3 separate regions of the Mus musculus genome follow, and all the other regions are linked to region 3. Evidence: chromatin loops called from intact Hi-C (ENCODE). Cell type or tissue: left cerebral cortex. All regions are shown on one strand. Links, peaks and the distances in the headings refer to the core of each region. The heading gives the core; the rest is flanking DNA.

Region 1 (7,535 bases), core at 1,378-5,377, 240 kb before region 3:
TTTTCATTTTGTCTTTGCTGATGGAGTTTGATAATGTTAATAACTCCAAACATGTCTCTTGGTATCCTGTGGCCAAGAAACTTCGTCTTTAATTTTTGTTGCTAAATAATAGTCTCCTAGCCTAATGATAGGACACCCCTCCTTTCAGGACTACACTTAACAACCTACATTACCCTAAATATACCTTAATTTTCAATAACATATGCATTAGTTTTTCATAACAGGCGTGCTCTGAAGTTCTTTCTGGAATATTACTAGAAGGTGCATATAAATATTTTGAAAGAACCAGCTTGCATTTTACAACAGGAGCTTGCTGAAAATCCAACATTTCCTTATCGAGGTGACTTACTTGGCTGATATTGTAAGATGTACTCAGTCAGGATGCCATTTGGGTGGCTTGGGGGGTCCCATTCCAAAGTGAGGGAGTCCAGTGTGGGATTAACAATTTTCAAAGATGAGGGAGCACTAGGGACTTTTAATAAGAACAAACAGTCAACACATTTTTAAAAAAACATTTCAAAGTAAACACACTTCTATTTACACAATTGATCTGAAGTTTGATTTTCAGCTTAGTTTTTGCTTCAGCTAAAAAGTACATTATCACAAATATGTAGCAGAAATTTATTTCCTTTCTTCTCTTATCTTTTCTTTAATACCACTTCCATTTTAATTCACTAAAATCATCTTTTCAAAATACATAGACTGCCTTTATAGGGACTCAAACTATTTTAAAGCAGGCAGCACTTAACACAATTTATAAAGGCAAATGGGTTACTAAAGGAGGCCATCCTAAGCAGGCCTTTCAGAGGGAGCAACTGTGTTCTGACACACTAAATACTGTCCTCCTACCCAGGCTCCCCAACAAACCAAGTGTCTCCACATAGTCCCAGTCTCCACAAAGTCCCTGATGGGCTTTGGGTTGCCCAAAGCCTGAGCTGTGCCTATCCCAAGAGCTCACAGCTTCTCAGGATCTGAAACTGAAAGCCAAGAGCCCCATATGTTGGCTCACCCCTACCCCAGGGTGCAGGAGGCTCAAGGGCTTCAGGTCTCCCGGACAGAGGCTGGCAAATTATCAGAGGAAGTGGGTCTAGTCTTCCATTTCCATCTTTAAGAGGCTTGGTGCTGATCTCCATCAGGATGCTGCCTTTCTGCCATATTCCCTAGAAACCAATTAACACCACCACCATTGCTCCTTCACTCTAGCTGGAAACCAGACAATCAATTCGGAGTTTGTGTTTTTCCCATCTCCTGGGATGCTACGTCTTGGCAACGAACACTTTTCTCATCCTTATACATTCCTTCACCCTTCTGCTTTTGTCTTCCTCCTGTCTTCGTCAGGGCCTTCAATCATGTCTGTCACAGGCTTCTAAACTTTAACCTAATTGGTTCTTAACTTCCAAAGATCATAGGTCTCTTTTCTTTTAAAAGATGTTGACCTGTTGCATGATTGTGTTGTTGCAGAAGGTTCGTGATATTCTTTAAATGTCTCAGCAGATCCTGAAGGGACCACCACAGCCTGCAGACTAAGAGCTTCTGCCCCACAAGTTAGTATCCATAGCATCCAAGATCATGCATGATGTGGGTCCTCTCCCATTGCCATATTTCTTTTCTCATCCTGGCTAAACAACTTGCATTTGGTAGAAGGATGCTTTTTTAATAGCTTTGTGGCTTCAGACAAACTATTCTCCTCCCCGCTTTCAGTCCTTAATCCCATTTATCTCTTCTATGGCCCCTTGAGCTATCTAAAGGGTATCTTACTGATGAGAGATTACAGTGGAAAGAATCCTTCTGCCTCAGCATCTTAAGTGCTGGGTGGGATTGCAGACTCTATCACACCTGATGTAAGACTTGGAGCATTCTAAATCAGTACAACTTTATACGATACAAAAAATCATGAAGGCATGTGAGTCAGTTCCAACTGACTGAAATATCTTCCTTTGTGGGTATTTTCTTACTTCTTCCTCCCATCGCTCACACTTTCCAGAGGGAGCTATTGACACTTAAAGAAGATACGGAATGTGACTTGGCTCAGAAAGCTGGTGACTCCCACACTACATTAGCAATGTTTCAGATACCCTAAGTGAAAAGGAAATTTTTAAGGGGGAAAAGGTTATCTGGAGACAGCTTTCTGCACTCTGAAGTTTTATGTGTGGCTTCCAGTCATGTGTGGGTGACATTTCTCCAGTTTTCGTGTGTGCTGTGATCATTTCTAATCATGCAGTTTGCTTCTAGAGGATTCTCTCCATGGAGGGCCTGCTGTAGTGCAAACCCTTTCAGGATGTTCCACACGCTCCTTGATCCCAGGGATGCACCCATTCCTTACCTCCCTCCGGTGTATGGAAGCCTCTGTCCGTGCTGGCTGGGCCCTCCCCTTTCCCGTTGACCACTCGGACGTTGAGGGCATAGTGACTGTATGGCTGCAGCCCTGGCAGCATGCCGTGAGTCTTGGTGCCCTGGAAGGTGAGGATCTTCTTCTCAATGTGGCGCCTGTTTCTTTTAGAGGAGCTCTGGGTCTTCCAGTAGTAAATCTGAAGTGGCAAGAACCAAAGTCAGAGACGCACAGGATGTCAATATAACCATGCTTACTAAAACCAGAACACTGGGGGTAGCAAGGGGACCCAGCCGGTAATGGCCCTTGCTATGAAAGCCATTAGCCAAACCTGTTAGATTCTGGAACTCACGTAAAAGGAGGAAGAGATAACCAACTCCACAAAGCTGCTCTCTTGCCTCTACACATTCACTGTGGTCGGGCCTCTCCCTTCTCACTCATCCTATGGACTTGTAGGAGTGCACAAAGGGTGTGAGCACACATAACGCTTTTTTAAGTTGAAATGCTGATTTTCAGATAAATATCTTGGTGCGTTTTACATGAATATTAGTAAAACTAATGGATACTGGTTCTTAGCAAGTGAGACAGAAGCCCACAGAAAATAACAAAACTTAGGTCCACACAATAAAGCTGTGCTTTCTTATTGTGTTGGAGGACGATAAAAGAAATGAGTGAAAGAGAATGCGATTCACTTGGTTCTCTTATTTCCAGAATAAAAAAAATAACCATAATAAATATTCCAGAATTTTACTTGTATAAATTTTGCTGCCCATTGTTTATATGTTCTTGTTGGGTTAATTGAATCCTCACCCTAGGGAGGCTTTTATTATTACTCTTTTTGTAGTATCACTGAGCTCATGGGCTAGTGAGGGATTCTTCCAAAGCTATAATGACCCTGTACTGCAGGTCTCAGGTTAGTTTATTAAGTCACACTACCATCTCATCAAAAGTACTTTTACATTTTAGGCACAGATTTTAGAAAGATAAAAAGGTGTTGCCTAACTTTGGTCAAAATGTGAGTTTTTTTTGTATATTACATTTTCTTGACGGTTTCTTAGGAATTTAAAGGCAGTTTTCCAAGATAAATTAGCATATGCAGAGTCTGGTCACTATTGGGGGGAAAAAAAGGGAGTACAGTGCAGTACATAAAGAATCCTCTAGGGGTCAGTGTCAAACCGAAGTAGTGATGTAAGTGATCGTGGGGTTTTTTTGGCTATATGAATAAAAATATCTCTAGCAAATAATGTTTCTGTGGGTTTTTTTAAATAAATATAATTAATGATCATAAGGATGACTCAGTTATGTACTATAGAGTCTTAAAGTATAATCTGATTTATTAGTGTTCTCATTATTGTTAAACTAGGTGCAAATGGTTACATTTTAATTCTTAAAAAAAATCTGTCTGCCTTATTTCACATATACTGTCCAGTCATCAGAAGGTTCTAAAAAGGTGGGAAACCTGTGAAATACAGAGGAAACATCGTTTTATCACGTTGTTTTTTTTTTAAAGTGAGAATTCAAGTCAATTGTAGCTGGGTTCTTTGGGTGTGACTGGGAGCAGTGAGAAAATAATCTTGTGAAGTCCTAAATGCAAACACGGACAAACCACATCATTTCAACCTAAAATGCTATATGTGGCGAGTGGTCCTCACCATGGCCCTGCTACTAAGTAAAGAACACAAAGTGTTTCCCTTCACCTACCCGGTAGCCTTGTAAGTGTCCTCGGACACTCTTGGGAGGAACTGGGTCCCAGTGCACCTCTGCCAGCGTACTGTTCACCACGCTGACGCGAACATTTCCAGGAGCCACCATTGGAACTAGGAAGAGGACGAGAAAGGATGGAGGTGATTCAAATAGTTGTTATTTTTCTATTTCATGCAAAAAATAAATGTCACAACATTCAATAACTTTGGCTTGAAGCACATTCTACACTATATCAGAGAGTCTTGTCCTTTTGGCACTTCATTATTCATTCATCTGGTTTTATGAAAGCAACTTTGATACTGCAAACTTTCACTTCCCTCCACCCCCACCCTCAAGCTCTGGATTTGGAATCCAGAACCTCAGGTGGTAGGAAAGTGCTCTGCCACCAAGCTATTTCCCTGGCACTGAGTCGCTATTTTTCACATAGTAGGCTGTACAAATGCAGAGAAATAAGCAAAATGATTATTACCTCTTGCTTGCTAACTTGAGTACCTCTGGAACTAGCCTCAGTTTATACCTTGGGAGCTCTGTCCATCTAGACAAGAGTAGAATGGAATAGGCAGGGGACACTTACGGTCTTCTCCAGAATGCCCCATGACTGCAGCTGGCTCTGGTGCAAACCCCACATCATTCAGAGCTTGAACTTTTATCAGGTATGGGACAAAGGTTGGTGTGCCAGAAACAATGTATTTGGATACATTGGCCACAACCACAGACGTCCACTCATCGTCACCATCTTTCTGGCGCCAGCTCACTTTGTACTGGAGGCCAGGCCCATTCGATTGAAAACCATTCAGGGGCTATGAGAAAAGCCAAACAGAATGACTGTACAGCCTTTTACAGGAATAGCAAGTCCAGTTCCTAGATTCAAGTAAGAGAATGCTGAAACACTAAAATCTAAGCTCTTAAATGCCCACGTCTCCAGGGACCTCTTCCCTTCTCTCAATTGTGATGAGATCCAGAGTCGGATTCTCTGCATCAAAGGTTGCAAATCACAATTCTAAAGTAGTAAATAACACACAAACCTTCAAAGACTGGCTCCGTCGTAAGTGTGGGTGACTCTTAAAACATTTTAGCTATCTAGATTTACTTTATATATCCCTGTTTGTGTCATAGCTCATCATTGTCCACCGAGAGATGGAAACTTACAATCTATTTTTCTGTTAAAGATTTGGGTCTGTCTACTCTATCATATGTGAATATAAATATGCATATAGCATGTATGTGTATGCATAGATCTAAAGTTTTATCATTATGCAAATAAAATTTCAATTTTTAGTTCCTAACTTTTCAGATCTAAACCACAGATAATGTAAGTAAGAATGATTGTAATAACAATTTGGCTACTGGGAATAGCTTGATACATATATTCCAAATGGTCTTTCTGATGATAATAATGGCGAGCTAGCATTTTTCAGCATATATTCGTGTGAGGCATAATGCTAAGCATTTCACATACATTAGTTCCTTCAGTCTTAAGCAGCTGTGTTCCTATTCCCATCATACAGATGACTGACAGATACTTGGCAACAAATTCCAAAGCTGGGACTCTCACCTGTCCATTTTGGTCACCGAAATAGAACTATTTAATTACTATACAAAGTTCCCTTCTAAATACAGGTAAGTTTTTTTTTCCCAAATTGGGTCAAAAGGAATACGAACGCAGGTGTTATTCAAAAGCAACCTTTTCTGCTCAGTATAAAAAAGGTGGAGGCAAACGGAAGGCTTCATGGCTCACCTTCCATGTAATCACCAAGTTGTCCGGCTCTGTCCCTAGTCCTTCCACAGCCATGGGATTCTGATCTGGTTCTAAAAAATGAAGCAGTCCCACATGAGCAAGCTTCAGCTCTCCAGAAGGCATGGAAACCCCTCCCATTTCATGTCGACTCCATTCATTCCAGCCTTACCTGCGGCTTTTGTAAGATACTGCTCGGATGCCTCGCTCGGCATACTTCTCCCAATGCTGTTCTCTGCCATGACACGGAAGGAGTAGTTCACATAGGGAGACAGCTTCAGTTGGGCTGTGGTCTGTGTTCCAGAAACTTCAGCCTGGTGGCGCCACAGCCCTGCATCATGCATTGCATCTTCATACTCAATGATGAATTCTGGCCACAACAGCACACACAACACAAACCCAACACAATGAATTCAGTCAACATAGAGACACATTGCCAGAAATACCTTGTAGCAAGTAAGAGTAGCCAGACAAGAGTGATTTTTACAAGAAAAAAAATATCCTGTTAGGACATTCTGAGTTCAATACTGAAGTTCATGAAATATTTGGCATTTTCTCCTATCATGCTGAGCTCAGCTTAGTTAAAACTGCTTAGATAGACCTAATCCACATATTCTAATGGGAATTTTAAATATATGAAACAATGTTCAATTGTTGTCATAAAGAAGTAACTACCGTGAATACAGCTACGAAGCAGTTTTTCACTAGGAAGATTGACAGCAATCAAATATTTAACATCTTTTGTTGAGTGTGACACATTCTCAGACCTCCTGGGACGTGTAAATTGATACACTTGTATGCAGGACAATCGGGACTACCTAAAAGTTTTTAACATACACAGTCTTTGAGGAATGGTACTTCAAGCAATTGATTTTGCACAAATGTGATCACCCATGAGTTGTAAAGACACATGCAAAAGAATCCACATTGCTGCATGAGTTTCAGTTGAAGCAACCTAATGACAAGCTACATGCCTACCAGTGAGGCATATATAGCCAAATAGGATCCACACACACTGTGGAATACTCTGCATCAAGCTTTGAAGCCCATCATATCCTGAGTTAATACATGGTTTTTTATTCAAATGCTTTGATCTCTCATCTGATTTTTTTTCTGCTCCACTGATGTCATCAAAGAGAGGAGTTGACACTTTGGAATGTGTCCTTTCATGGCAAAGAGCAATGGGAAGAAAAGCACCTATGCTAAGATGAGGACCTATTGTCTATAAGCAGCTCTGTTACAAACTGTGGGTCGGAAAAGGTCAGTTTCCCAATATTTAGACTGGACATTATCACCATAAGAAGCAGCGGATTAAATATTTATTTTGAGATTCATCTCCTGTGTCTATGCTGGGTATTTCTATGTGAACTTGACACAGCTAGTGTCATCAGAAAGAAAGGAGCCTCAGTTGAGAAAAGGCCTCCATGAAGCCCTGCTGTAGGCAAGCCTATAGGGAATTGTCTTAATAAAGATGCAAGCAGAAGCCCTCCGTGGCCTCTGTAGGAGATTGTGCCTCCAAGTTCCTGCCTTGTTTGAGTTTCTGTTCTGCCTTCCTCCTATGATGAACAGTGATGTAGAACTGCAAAAAAAAGAAACCCTTTCATCCCCAAGTTGCTTTTGGTCATGGTGTTTCATCACAGCAATACCCTAACTAGGACAGTGGAGACTTAGAAGGTGATGCTTATAGATCTTAAACACAAATCATAGTGTGCTTGCTTCATTAACACTGTCAGGAATTAATTAGTTGAACCAAAAGCTCTAACCAGG
Region 2 (7,535 bases), core at 1,378-5,377, 110 kb before region 3:
TAGAAAATCACTTCTCATTTTTAATTCTTCTAAAGGATAAAATGAATAGAGGAGAAAAGTATTAACGTTCTTTCCTCTTGCTTTTACATCTGCTGCTCTGTGCACGTGTTATTAGCTGTATCAACTGAGAGAACAGAAAATAACTAGCTGCCTGGCTGCTGCCGTAGCTCACACCATGGACACCAAAAGAATGTCGGGGAGAGGATTGTTTATAGTCATTACCCACCTTGGTATTTTTCAGTCATCCCTACATAGTCAGTGAAAAGCTTTAAATGAACATTTCCATTGGAAAACAGTAGTTGCCCATGTTTTTCTACGAACATCTGAACACAGCCGTTTCCTTTCCTAGCTAGCTATTCTCACAGGTAAGAATAGCCTCATACGCCAACTTGAGAGGCTGGCAAGAGTGGTGTGAGGAGCAGTAGGAATGGCACTTTAAGCTGTGGCTGGGCTCTGAACACTGAGGGCTGAATGGAGGAGAGGGGAGCTCCATTATGCAGCTTGACTGACCGAGCCTAATCAGAATTATTTCAGCACACTGCTTCGCTACAGCTTCCGACCCATTAAATGCGAAATGCTTTCGCCAGCCTGGTTCCAGCTCTGGCTCCCACTGTGACCAAGCCTTTGCAACTGTGTTACACAGTAAGCTGTTCTAAACAGTTTGGGGTCTGTTGTTGTTGTTTTGGGAGGGGTGTAAATAAAGCGAGTGGGTTTAATGGGCTCTTCGAAATCCATCATCTAATCTATTTTATGACAAGAATGGTTAACATCCAACTAATGCAGGCCTGTTCTCCCACCGTGCATGAGGCGAGTCTTTGGATAAACTTTTTTTTTAAAGATTTATTTATTTATTTATTTATTTAGTGTACGTGAATATATTGTAGCTGTACAGAGTGTTGTGAGCCTTCATGTGTTTGTTGGGAATTGAATTTCTAGGACCTCTGGTTGCTCTGGTCAACCCCACTCCCTCAGTCCTGCTCCCTCCAGGCCAAAGGTTTATTTATTATTATACATGAGTACACTGTAGCTATCTTCAGACGCACCAGAAGAAAGCGTCAGATCTCACTATGGGTGGTTGCAGGCCACCATGTGGTTGCTGGAATTTGAACTCAGGACCTTCAGAAGGGCTGTCAGTGCTCTTACCTGCTGAGCCATCTCACCAGCCCCCTGATAAATTCTTTATCTTATCGTTATCTCATTATTAGAAAAATTGAATCACAGTAAATCATCTCAAAACCCAAGTAAATAGCTGTCCCTCGTTTAAGATTGTGACTTGGGGTATCTCATTTTAAGTCATTAGGTTATTAGCTCTCCTTCCCCTACTTACTCAAATTTGGGGACAAGGAAAATGGCACCTTAGGATAGCAAATTACATACGCTGCTTTCTGTTTTTCGGCTTCCCATGTTTAGTGTGTGTCTTAGTCAGGGTTTCTATTCTTGCACAAACATCATGACCAAAAAGCAAGTTGGGGAGGAAAGGGTTTATTCAACTTACACTTCCATACTGCTGTTCATCACCAAGGAAGTCAGGGCTGATGCAGAGGCCATGGAGGGATGTTCTTTACTGGCTTCCTTCCCCTGGCTTGCTCAGCCTGCTCTCTTATAGAACCAAGACTACCAGCCCAGAGATGGCACCACCCACAAGGGGACCTCCCCTCTTGATCACTAATTGAGAAAATGCCTTACAGCTGGATCTCGTGGAGGCATTTCCCCAACTGAAACCCCTTTTTCTGTGATAACTCCAGCTGTGTCAAGTTGACACAAAACTAGCCAATACAGTGTGTAACTGGCTTTCTACGTGGGATGACCAGACCCATAACACATGTTAGGTGTGCTCCTTCTGTATACATTTCTACTTAATATAAAATACATAGCAAAACATTTATCAAGAGAGAGGTGATCAGAAAATTTAAAGGTTAACGTCTACCCAAACGGTACAGCCCTGGGGTGCATAATGCCTGCACAGAACATTCATTCTCAGGATTTGCAGGGCCTCATCTGTAAAAGAGCCCAATCCTGTAGTTCTTCAGAAAGTCATTCTGGGATAAATTAGTGAATATTCACAAACTACACAAACATGCCCCTCCATGAGCAGATATTCCATGCTAATGTTTAATGGGAAAAAATAAGCCTGACGTTCGGAGCGGAAGGGTGAGTGAGCGTGCATTCAGGCACGCTTCCAGACCAGAGGAGATGTACCCTTAGCTCATCCACCCTCCTAGGCTCTATCTTATTATTATTATTAGGTGTCCTTTGAGCCAGGGTGTCATTAGCCCAGGTTGCCCTCAAACTCACTATGTACCCCAGGATACTCTTGGAAGTCTTTTTGACCCCCCTGCCCACCTGGAGTCCCCCAAGCCTTGTGCTTCCACACTGCCAGACTGAGGGCCAGCACTCTATGAACTGAGACCCATCTGCACTCCCTATTTACCAGGTTGTATCTACTATCTCTCTTGTCAGTGTTTCATAACTTTTCCTACTGTAAGAATGATGAATGTGTTTCTTCTGAATTTCTGAAAGATGGCCATAGCTGTCTGGGTGAGTGTTGGCTATAATGTCCATAAGCAGTCATGAGAAGGACTGGACAAAAGTTTCTCTCCTGCTCCCTGACATGCTCTCCACTCTTGCATGCTCGTGAAATTAAAAGGTTTGCTTTTCAGAGCTTCAGATGTACAGAGTGGAGACACATTCAATGTCGTGTCACTTGGTAGAAATACCACAGGAACCGTCTGGTTCCGTGAATTCAGATTGCAGACCCAAGAACCCACAGATCCTGCCCATTGCCTTTCATGAGTTACCAGTATGCAAATTACCAAAATTCTAGAAAGGTGTTCTGAAGACAACCTAAGAAGAGAGACTGGAAAGAAACATGGTTTGGAGGTGAATTGGCACATATGTAGGCATTTTAAGGGAATAATGATTGGATCTATCTAAACATCTGCACCAGCCAGGCAGTGGTGGCGCACGCCTTTAATCCCAGCACTTGGGAGGCAGAGGCAGGCGGATTTCTGAGTTCGAGGCCAGCCTGGTCTACAAAGTGAGTTTCAGGACAGCCAGCGCTACACAGAGAAACCCTGTCTCGAAAACAAAAACAAAAACAAAAAAACCCAAAAACCCAAAAAAACATCTGCACCACCCAAACATGAGACCTGAGGCCAGACAGAGAAGCAAATCCTCCCATTTACTGATTTCACATCCTTCTGCTTTGTCTCCATTCCTACCTCCCTGTCCCTACCATGTTTATAGCACTTACAAACCTCTGCTTTAAAAAAAAAACTGAAGACAGGAAGGCTATGGTGGTACCCGTCTTTAATCCCATCACTTGGGAGGCAGAAGCAGGCAGATCTTAAGGCCAGCCTGGTCTACAGAGCTAGTTCCAGGACAGCCAGGGTCACACAAAGAAACCCTGTCTTAGAAGAGAAGGGGGCTAAAGAAATGACTGAGCAGTTAAGAGCATTGTCTTGTCTGCTCTTCCAGTGGCCCTAAGTTCAATTCCCAACCTTCTATACTGGGATGCCCTCTTCTGGCATGCAGGTGTACATGGGTGTAATGTATGCAGATTGAGCACTCAGACATTAAAACAAACTGGGTACAATGACAAACATGCTTTTATCCCCCAACACTTGGGAGGGAGAGGCAGGCAGATCTCTGTGAGTTTGAGGCCAGCTTGGTGTACATCATGAGTTCTCGATGAGTGAGACCCTTTCTCAAAAAAAAAGCAGGGGAAGTGGGGAGGGAGCTCTGGTAGTTTTCAAATAAACATGATTTCATAAGAAAATTGTTCCTCCCCACAGGGAGACCAACAGAGTCAAAGAACCAGGACCCTCGGGGTCTCCCAGACACTAAATGGCCAACTGAAGAACATACATAAGCTGGACCTAGGCCCCTCGCAGAAATGTAATAGACGTGCAGTGCAGTCTTCATGTGGGTCGCCCAACAATTGGAAAAGGGGCAGTCCCTACAGCTGTTGCCTATCTGTGGAATCCATTCCCCAAACTGGGCCTCCTTGTCTGGTCTTAATAGGAGAAGATGCACCTAGCTCTGCAGAAACTTGATATGCAGGGTGGCAAAGACCCAGGGGAGGATATCCCCCTCTCAGAAGAGAAGGATTATGGGGGAGGGACAGTGTGAGGGGGGAACCATGAGGAGTGGCAGCAATTGGGATGTAACGAGAATGAAAGAATTAATAAATGAATGAATGAATGAATGAAGTTCCGATTCATTCAAGTAATTCCGATTCCAAGGTATCTTCTGATGCCTTCTGCTGTCCTCTGTCAATCATGTACATATGGTGTACAGACATACACATAGTCAAAATACCCATACACATAAAATAAATTAGAACATTAAAAATTATATGTAATCCAGATCTTGAGGCAGGAAGACACATGCCTACTTCAATATGTTTAATACCAGCTATTGAGATTACCATTATATATGTGAAATTTATCTAGGAAGTAAAATGATTACATGTAAATTCTATGCAAAACTTGGAAGGTTATGTATGACAACAGAAAAAAGGAGAAGAGAGCTGGGGTAACTTAGTGGTAGTGCTGTCTGCTAAATATGAGGAAGGCTCTGGGTTTGGCCCACAGCACCACAGAAGCTACAAGAAAATTAAAAGAGGGTGAGGACAGAAACGCAGAGACAGGGCGCTAAAGAATAAACATCAGACTTCAAGCCATATAAAGTTGCTGTTCTGTAGATTAAAGGGTAACAGAACTTTAGCAATTTCATATGGTTCAAACTGTTTCCTGGGAATTTCCAACAGAATATGCATTCCCAGTTCCCAGAGCAACATTATCACCACTAGACAGACAGTTCAGTTGCTATAACAACGATCCCAACAGCCTTGCATGCTGAAGTCTATTCATGTGCCTCTCTTTTTCATTATATATTAAACACAATCTCTCCTTCCCTCCCTTCCTCCTTCCCTCCCTTCCTCCTTCCCTCCCTCCCTCCTTCCCTTTCTCTCTCTCTCTCTCTCTCTCTCTCTCTCTCTCTCACACACACACACACATTTTCTGGACTCATGTTCCCTCAGTACATTCCTGTACAATGAAATGATATGCTACATATAGGTATTTTTTTGTTGTTATTTGTTTTTCTTCTACTTTTGGAGAAAGGGTCATGCTGAGGCGAAGGCAGCCTCAAAGGCAGTGCACCCCTGCCTCTGCCTCCAGAGTGCTAGGAGTATAAAAGTATGTGTTCCGTTAGTTCATAGCTATTGTCATGCAACAGGGGGTTCCAGAACCCCCTCTAAGTTAGAATGATTTTATGTTTTAGGTCAGCACACTCTTTACCTATCTTTTCTTCCCTTAGACAACAACACTATAGCAAAGAACTTTATTCACCATGACCAGTCTCCATTTTATCAGGTTAACTTAAAATTGTTATCTGAATGTGGGGATGGGTGTGCACAAGAGTGTGTGCTGAAGGCCAAGATCTTTCTGATGTCCATAGAATCAATTCCTAATCCTCACACTACCAACCCTATGTACAAGTATCAGTTGATTGCCATGAATCTTAAACTACTCTATCTTGCTATCTCCAAACACAGCTTCCCAATTCCACCTACAGTTGCAGTTTCCAGACATATCCCTATTCCTTCTCATTTGCTTACATCTCTGTCTTCCATCAACATCTGGATCAAGTCTATTTGCCTAAAGGAACAGTTTTAACTGAAGGTTCTGCCCATTAGGAACAGTCTGGTCTCTCTGACCTGGCAGCTCATTTTCTAGCTCTTACATCATTGTACATGCACTGCCTTGTTTTGTCATTTCATTGTTTGCTTATTTGTTTGTTTCTTTGTTGTGCCATTCTCAGCCAACCCCTAAAACTGAAAGGTGAAAACTAATTCTTCCTAACTTAGAATCTATTTCTGTAGTTCTTACATCAATTCTTGTACTTTGCATGTAGGAGCTACCTATTATCTGTACATCCCACCAGTGAGCGTCTGATATAAATGGCTCTGCTTTCCTGCATATGTTTCTGTATAAAAACTTACACAAATTACAGAATACTTATTCATTAAATTCAAGGATAGCTGTCTTTACCTTTCTACCTACTGATGAGCCTGAGTATTGTAGAGCTAGAATCTGTTAGTTTATAATCTTAGTATTAGTGTCAGTGGGAATACCTTTCAAGCCACAGATATTACGACTTCAGTACCACATTGTATTCAAATTCATCTTGACCATGCACATCACGTAAGAAGCCATGATCATGAGCTTTACAGAGGAAGAGACCCTTCTGCCACCGATGCATTTTTCTTCACAGCACAGATAGAAGATTTTCTATTTCTTCCCTTCATAACAATTGGAAATTGAGTTTATCTTCAATTCATCACCTGGCTGGTTCACGTCCTGTGCATCCGTCCCGCCAGCTTCTTCTCTTTGCAATTTCCCTGCAGAGGCAAGAGGCTGGCTGGCTGCCCAGGAGGAAGAGATTCTTTGAAAATGCTCAGGAGAAAGCAGCCTTGGCTATTTTGATCTCTCTACCATCCTCTGGATGAGGACAGGGTCTAGCTGCTCATCGCACGGGGAAGTCTTCAAAGCTACCGCAACTGCTTTTGTCTCTTTTGAGCCAGGTCCAGAGGAGTGAAGTGGAAAATGCTTTTCAATGTTTTCAGATTTACTGCTTCCTTCCAGCTGATGCACAGACCCTGGCTGTCGCTATAAACTGACTTCACAGACTTTCATTTATCTCCAATTACATTCCTGGGGGAGACCACAACTCACACATAAGATACATTACCTACATTTCACCAATAAATGCCCACAGCTGCCCTTTGTTGTCTGAACTCTTTGTTTCGACTTTTTATTTTCCACCAGGAGCAGAAGGCCCACATCTTTCACGGGGTTTAATAGCAAGAACATTGTCAATGACCCATCCCCATTTCAGACCCTATTTCTGAGACAACTCTCCATCCATCTCTTATTTGAAGTGACCTTACATATAAATGCAACCCCGGGCTTGTTGTGCGTGTGTATTGGTCTATGTGAGTTGCTAGTGGGCTGTGACCTCTGCTGCATTCAAACCCTGTCTCTCTAGTTCAAGGTTTTGCTGACCTTATTTTCTGTACATAATTACTCATATTTAAAAGGCTGTCGAATACCCATCAACTCATTTGCATAACTGAGGCAGGCAAATCCATGGCAGGACCTTAAGCATCTTCCACCCGCCAAGTGCTGGTTCTCGGCTGTCTAATCCAATTTGATGCTTTTTTTGTGACAGGGCGTCTGTTCTTTGGCATGTTTTCAGCCATTTGTACATACCAGGAAGAGCGGATGCAGTGTTGACAAAATTATGACAAAGGAAAATGCGAAAGTATTTTAAAAGGATGCAAGCCAGAAAGATGAGCAAATTTAAAGGTAACTGTAGGAAGTAACTACAAAAACAACTTGCCTTTGTAACAGTTATTATCTGTGAGAGGTTTAAATGCTGGGTACTGATGGTAAGAAATGCTAGAAGTCTCTTATGGTTTGGATTCCCTCCCTTGCTGCTGTGTTCACCACTAATCATGCTTTCCTATC
Region 3 (7,535 bases), core at 1,220-5,219:
AGCAAGGGGTATCTGATGTAAGTCTCTCTCAAAAACAAACAAACAAACAAACAAATAACAATAACAATGACAAATGAAGTGCTAGCAATATCCCCGTGTAATTGCCGGGACCTCTGGTCACTGAGAACAAGTTAGTGACAGCAATGGACCAGATTGTGAATACACACACACACACACACACACACACACACACACACACACATCAGTGGAGATATAAAAGCCCATAAAAGAATTATTGGAGTAAAAAGTTATTCCATAATACTGTCATCTGAACCTCAGCATTGCCTGTTACCAAAAAAAGTCTGCACACCTCCGAATTAAATAGCTTTGTATTTGTATTCAATGGAATAATATTTTGGCGTTGAATACTCAGGATTTGGGCTTCCTCTAAATTCATGAGAAGTCTCAAGAAGACCACACTTTCAAAGTCTTTGATGGGAAAGCTCCGCTGCTCCCTAGCTACGTATGTGGTCTTGTGAAAGTTACTTGACCTGTCTAAGCTACTCTCTTAATTTTGAAATGGAGTTGTTATAAGAATTGACATGAGATGTTGTGTGTGCATAGTTCCTGCACACCTGGAGTTTCCCAATAAGTTGACTACCATATCATTAATGTAGAAAGAGTTCGCCTGTCTCCATTGTTTTAGCACTTCTGAAAGGCCTCACAGCAGGGAATGGGTGGTTAGCATAGGCCGTTTCAGAAGCAGCCCAATTCAAGCAGGTTTTGTATTCAGGGGTCACTGTGTTCCTCCCCACAACAACCCCAGGGGGAGCTCCTGGTGCGTGCGGAAACAAGGCTGCCTACCCCATTATACTCTGCTCCACGGCTTCCTGCTAGAGCTTCAGCAAGGAAGGACCCTGTGCTTCAAAACCACACTTCTTTTTAATCAACCATCCAAGAACAGAGAAGGAGAAGAACATTTCCCTCTCTGGACTTTTTCCCTCTCAGTTTACCATGGTGCTGGAGCTATGGGTGAAGATGGTGAGGTAGGAGAGGGACTCTTGCTCATGGCGACTCTTCTCTGTGCTTGCAGACGCACAGGGACCTCCAGCCAGCATCAGGGATGTGAAGAGGTAGCCCGGAGCAAAGGGAAAGAAATGACCTGCCTACCAGCCCGGTGGACTCAGGGAACTCGTGCTGCACCTGCTATCCAGAGAACACTTCTCAGAGAATGACTCCCTAGCTCTGCCTACTGTGAAATCCGGTCCCTGTTCTGTGCCGTGGCAGATGTGAACCGAGAGTAGCCGGATCCACACACCCCGGGAACCAGAGAGCCGCAGCGCCCACCCGCGCTGCCTGGAGGGCCCGGGGCGGTGCCGGGCACAGATGGCGCTCGCAGCTAGATGATGCTCTAACGCGGGCAGTCACTCCAGGCTCACCACAGTACTCCCGGGCGAAGCTGTAGTCAGATCCCACCCTGAGAGCCTGCTCAGGGCAGAGGCTCTTCCCAGTCTGTCCCAAACCCGGTACACCAGCCCTGAGAAGCCCCTGTCCACAGAGGCTGTGTGTGGTGGGGGAACTGTCACGGCCCTCACCTGGAAGCCAACAAAGCAAGTGTCCCCAGCGCACCATCCCTGGTGTCTATCCTGTTCCCCTCTGATTCCCTGAGTCCTCGCCAGGGCTGAGAAAGCCGAGGTGGGCAGTCAGCATCGCCGATTCCCCTCCCCCGCCCCCCGCCCGCTCACGGCGATTCGCCCAGGTGTGAGCACATCTGAACAAAGCCCACGCCCAGATGTGTCCGTGGGGACACGAACGCGCGCACGCTGCAGCGCGACCAGCGGGACTCAGTCGCGCTTCGCCGCCGGGCGACCCTGTCTTGTGACACTGCATCCACTGCGTCCCAGCCCAGAAAGCTGTGTAATGCCGGTCTGTCCACAGGCAGACCTCTAGTCAGGGCTTCCAGAGAGGCTGAAGTTAACCCGGGACCCAAGGAGCTGGTGGGCTCTCGCCCGTGGTACCCGAGCTGCGGGGGTCGAAGCCGCGTCCTCCCAGGGCGTGCGTCTCCTTTTTCCAACCAGCGCCCCGACTATGTCAAGGGCTTGCAAGAGAAAACGAAGTCGCCGACCTCTTTCTCCCAAGCTGCAAGTGCTGCCAGACTCCCACAAGAGCTCGGGTTGAGCCGGGGCGCCAGTGTCTGAGTGACAACGCGGCAGCCTCGGGCTCCTTGTTCTGCTCCAGCCGCGTCCACCCACCAGGACAGAATGTCACTAATGCAACCGCCAGACACACCCAGGGCTACTCACGTTTTCGTGCCGCGCCCACCTCCCTGCCGGGGCGCTACTGCCTAAGACCCCGGAGCCCAGCTGTCGTGCGTGTTTCCGAAGCTTCCGAAGCTGTCGCCTCCAGCTGCCCCAGTCTCCGTTTCTGCACGGTCCCTCGCGCCCGCGCGTCTCAGGCTCGGACTCCGGCGCGCGTCCGCCAGCGACCCAGGCGAAGCGCGCGTCCTCGCCGCTCCCGCCCTCCGCTCCCGGCGATACCCAGCGTCGCGCTCAGGCCCCTCCCGACTCTCTTAGCGTCCCCGCGTCCCCCTCCCCCGCACTCACCGGGCGTCGCCCGCCCCCTCCCCTCCGGCCTAACCCCCTCCCACCCACCCACAGCTTAGGCTGCAGCGAATGGGCTCCGGCCTTGAGCGCCTTGAGGACTGGGTGGCCTCTCACCTGAGAGGTCGCGCTACTCCGGACCTCTGCCACCACGCACCGGGTGAGGTGGTGGCTGTAGGGCCAGGAACTCAGGACTTGAGTGTTCAGGGGAATGGGTGACTGGGATGTGTCTACAGAAGATGTTCCAGAAAACCAGTGTTTTAAATGCCACTCTCCTTGGTTTAGATTTCCGTGTGAGTGTGATGGATGGATCCGGATCACACATTCCCTCCCGCCCTCCTCTCACCTCCAATCCTTCCGCCTCTCTTCTATTCCTCTAAAGTATTTCGTGCTTTTGCAAACTCTACTTGGCATGGGTTGGGTACTGGTTTATAGTTTTACAACTGTCATTTTCAAATACACTTGAGGAAGGGTCCCTTTAGCGTGTAAGCGGATGCTACTTTCAGTAGGGATTGGGTTTCTGGAGTAGTTGACATAAGCTTTTCAGATTGCAGAGTATTATACAAGTTTTGTGTTTGTTTGTTTGTTTGTTTTTTCAATGCAAAAGTGTGTAGAATTTTTTAAAAGAATATGTAGAATTTGAGTAAACCCACTGCATACTACACAATTCAGATTCTTCAGGACCCTCACCCCTTCCAGCATGATGGTGTCCAAGGCACATAGCCTCTTACCTGGGCCTACTTCCTTCTGCAGGCCCGGGTACAGTCAGCCTGGTATTACCCAGCTGGACCATTTACTTTTGGAAGCTCTCTTCAGCCTCTACCTTCAGCCTCCAGAATAGGTGTTAGATTGGCACTCATGAATAAAAACAGATCTGGCCCGGGCCATGCTTCAGAGTCTTGATAGCTCCTCTGCCCTGCTGTGACTTTACTTTGAACTTAAGCTTCAACCCACATTCACTCATGTGCACAGTGTCTCTTCTTTCTCCTACTGCCCAAACATACAGGATCCCCTTCATAAAAGAAAGTACTTCAAAGCTTCAAAGAGTACTACGATTCACACTTGATCCCGAAACCCATAGTCTTAACCACTGTGCCATGCTGTGTCAAGGACAGAGCACAGAATGTCTCTTCCCGTGAGGAGCACCTCCGTAGAGAGCCATGGAGCCCTCCAGTGGTACCTGGGGTGAACAGGCTTTAGACGTTCCTCTGTTTTTCAGTCCTATCTCCCCCTCCCCTCTCTCTTTTTCTCCCTTTGCCTGATTTTCTCAACCAAGTTTCTTAATCCATATCCATACTGCAGGCCTCTCAGGGAGACTACCCGACAACTTGACCTCAAATTTTCTGAAACCAAGCATGTGCCTAGCTACGCTAGTAATGATCAGTCTACCCACCAGCATGTGCCCCACTCTCTCCACCTGCTCTAACCCTGTGGAATCAGAAGTTTAGACTACGTAAACACAGAAACTTGGTTTTAGCTGTCTTTTTTTTTTTTTTTAATTATAAATTGTAACTTTTTTTTTTTTTTAACCACCACCACCCTCCTAGCGGAACTCAAGTGAAAGGTTGGTAAACTCCAGATCAGAAAGATAAAAGCACTTAAAAAAAAAAAAAAGTATGTTAGCTGGGCCTGGTGGCCCATGCCTTTAATCCCAGCACTTGGGAGGCAAAGGCAGGCGGATTTCTGAGTTCGAGGCCAGCCTGGTCTACAAAGTGAGTTCCAGGACAGCCAGCGCTACACAGAGAAACCCTGTCTCAAAAAAAAACAAAAACAAAAACAACAACAACAAAAAAGTATGTTAACATCATTAAGTAATCTTCTACAAGAATGGTATCTACCTGTGTCATCATTATCTTCAGATTAGGTAGAGATATATTGATAATAGTAATTTTCACATGTTACCTATTTGAAAGGACATTATAATCCAATATTGTCAAAAATACAGTTATGATGGGCAGCTCCATCTAAAACATGATCTTTATTGATTGCCTGGTATATTAATACAAATGTGTGGTCCCTCCCTCTCCACTGAGTGTTATGCCAATCACTATAACAAATACTAAGAACTAGACAAAATTACAACAATGACTACAACAAGTGCTAAAGATAATCAGTCAATTTAAAGAGTGTTTTTGTTATTCAGTTACAAAGGCCTTGGTTTCAAAGGCTATAGCCCATGGCCAGTTGGTCTCATTGCTTTTGATGTGTCAGCACATCATGGCAGGAGAATGTGTTGTGGCAAACCCCCTCACCATAAGCCAGGAAGCAAAACAGAGAGGGAGAAGATAGGTGCACAATTTCCTTCAAAGGCACACACCTAATGACCTAAAGCCCTCTCACTAGGTTCCATTCTACAATGTCCCACCACCTCCCAACAGCATCAAGCACCAGAGCTTTATCATAGGGGTTTAGGAATGTTTACTCAAAGTAGTAAGTGCAGTAATAGTGCATACAGCTGCTCCCAGTGATGTGCTTCTAAGGAAAAGAATTTGCCACAGCAGTGGGTTGTCACTCCTGATTTTAGGTTACAAAAATGTCCTGATTTTGGTTCCTTGAGTTTAGAGACACCAGTTGCCACATAAGAGATGACCTATCAAGACAGATGCCCTTCTTCAGACACACCAGAAGAGGGAGTCAGATCTTGTTACGGATGGTTGTGAGCCACCATGTGGTTGCTGGGATTTGAATGCCCTTCTTAAGGGAAGCCTCTGGCTAACAGATTGTGAAAAACTGAGGTCACTGGTCCAAAAGCCAGACCGCAGATAAACTGTTTCGGTCTGCCCAGTGAATACAGTTGTCCCAGTCTAACTCTGAGATGCTTCTAGTGCAAGCCTAGTCTTTGGTTGCAACCTCATAGAAGGTCCTGAACCATAGGACTCAGTGAAGCAATGGTTGGTTCTGGATCCACAGATACTGGCTGAGAAATGTTGCTGCTGCCAAGCTGCTAAATCATCATAAAGATGTTTAAGAGCATTTCAGTGTGGCCGTTTTCACTAAATGATCAACTGTCAGTCACTAGGTACAAAATAGTGCCCTAAGGAGCAGCAATTGTGAGGTTAGATGACTTGTCTGAAGATAACTTGTGTGACTTGTCTGCCTCAGCAGTGCCCACCTCCACACCTAGTTATACTTACCTCCCACAGACAAGAGAAGCCATCGTCAGTGCCCCACCCAGATGTAGCTTTCTCCCTTTGACTGCCAGCCATGATCTCAGCTGGCCCAGATCTTAGAGATTCCTAGTGGGTGGTGATTACTCTCTATGGATAATAGTGGGGTATACAGCTGCATGTATATAATATGTAACTAATTGGGGCCAGGTACATCACATTACTAGTGAACAGTATAAAGTTTCCACAGATGCATAACACTAGTTGCCCTTCTCTCTTGCCATCTGCTACCCAACTACAAACTTCTGTGTGATAGTTGGATGTCATTTGGGCACATGACAGATGAAGCTAGAAATCTGAAACCCATTTCTTGCCTGCTGCTTAGCAACAGAGTACCCTGACATCTATCTGAAGGAGGTGATATGTAAGCAAGAGGAAGGAAAGTCTAACCCATAGTGACTGCCATATGTGAATTTCTTCTCTAGGAGCCTGTGAGTCACCATTATCTTCATTTTTGGCTCAATATTCCCCAACACCCAACCCAGGGAACCAAGATGGAAAGGACATTTTCAACAGTACTAAGCATGCTCCATCTCTTCCCAAGGTTTCTATCTACAGGAATGTACAGGAGTTCAGGTGAGTAGATTTCAGACTACCCAAGGTCAATGTGCAGCCTTCCATTGAAGATAGGGTCATCTCGAACAGGAAACTGCCTCTCAGGGAAAGTAGACATACTGAAAGGTACTCTTGATGTGCACCCTTCACTGCTGGCTTCAGGGGCACAGATGACAGGTACAATGAAGGTCAGGTTGCCATGGAAAAGAAAAGAAAATACTCCTGTATACAATACTGAAGTCTAAGAGTGATTCAGCAGATTTCTAATCTCTGGCTGTCTTGCTGCATTTTAAGAAGAAAGGGGGTCTTGGATGAATATACATTGTTATGTTTCTGTCTGTACTTTCTTTTAAGCCTTGATTTAAAGTTTAACTCAAGTTGTTTTAACATACATCATAAAATGTATTATCTTAGCCATTTTCAACATACAGTTAGACAGTGTCATGTTATGTGATCATTACCATCATCTGTCTCCAGAACTCTTTCATCTTAGAAATCTGCAGCTTTATAGCCATTAAACAGTTCCCGATTGCCCTCCAGGCTCTAGTAACCACGACTGCCCTTGTGTCTATGAATCTGACTGCTACAAATATTTATATAAATGAAACTACAGTATTTCTTTTTGTGACTAGCCTAATATACTAACATTTTATCCAGTGTGTAGCATGTGTCAGAATTTCTTTTCATAAGGCTGAATACTTTATTGTATACACAAATCACACTACTTTTTCATCTGTTGATACTTGGTTGCATCTACCTCTTGGCATTCATAATGCTATAAAGATGAGTATTTGAATACCTCTGAGATCTTGTTTTAAATTATTTTAGTTGTGTACACAGAAGTGACATTTGCTAGTCATACAACATATTAAGGTTTTTCTGAATGGCTGTTGTATTATTTTCCACAGTAGGTGTAATGCTTTACACTTTTTTACTAGATATTCTCTTTATTTACATTCCAAATGTTATCCCCTTTCCTAGTTTCCACTCTGAAAATTCCCTATCCCTTCCCGCTTCTCCCTACTCCCCAACCCACCCACTCCCATTCCCAGTCCTGACATTCCCCTATACTGGGGCATAGAACCTTCCCAGGACCTAGGGCCTCTCCTCCCATTGATGGCCGACTAGGCCATCCTCAGCTACATATATGGCTAGAGCCACATGTCCCACCATGTGTTTTCCTTGATTGGTGGTTTAGTTCCAAGCTCTGTGGGTACTGGTAAGTTCATATTGATGTTCCTCCAATGGGGCTTAAGACCCCTTCAGCTCCTTG

The links. Hi-C counts contacts between places; a loop is a spot of excess contacts. Peaks named below come from ENCODE experiments on the same cell type or tissue, not always from the same donor. Only the 100,000 strongest peaks of a DNase experiment are listed, where the experiment ranks them.
Region 1: a loop joins it to region 3, with 4 times the contacts of the local background. A loop is called at or near these places in 2 of 42 quality-filtered maps.
Region 2: a loop joins it to region 3, with 3 times the contacts of the local background. A loop is called at or near these places in 3 of 42 quality-filtered maps.

What each region holds. Positions count from the first base shown.
Region 1 is chr12:44,568,813-44,576,347 of GRCm38, reverse strand. It overlaps Nrcam (neuronal cell adhesion molecule), which reads right to left. Exons shown (of 31, transcript NM_176930.4): 20 at 5,941-6,138; 21 at 5,772-5,842; 22 at 4,608-4,833; 23 at 4,031-4,146; 24 at 2,324-2,528; 25 at 350-472. Among named protein-coding and RNA genes, the nearest start is that of Nrcam, 240 kb to the right of the region's middle. In left cerebral cortex, for the core only: a CTCF peak has its summit at 3,490; DNase peaks (open chromatin) are centred at 2,001 and 3,472; H3K27ac peaks cover 448 bases.
Region 2 is chr12:44,430,212-44,437,746 of GRCm38, reverse strand. The region is part of intron 2 of Nrcam (neuronal cell adhesion molecule); the gene reads right to left. Among named protein-coding and RNA genes, the nearest start is that of Nrcam, 110 kb to the right of the region's middle. In left cerebral cortex, for the core only: a CTCF peak has its summit at 3,521 (motif pointing left); no DNase peak of the experiment used is centred there.
Region 3 is chr12:44,323,805-44,331,339 of GRCm38, reverse strand. Nrcam (neuronal cell adhesion molecule) reads right to left here and starts at 2,455. Exons shown (of 31, transcript NM_176930.4): 1 at 2,244-2,455. In left cerebral cortex, for the core only: CTCF peaks have their summits at 1,325, 3,702 (motif pointing left) and 5,160 (motif pointing right); DNase peaks (open chromatin) are centred at 2,280, 2,792, 3,441, 3,641 and 2 more places; H3K4me3 peaks cover 1,740 bases; H3K27ac peaks cover 2,094 bases.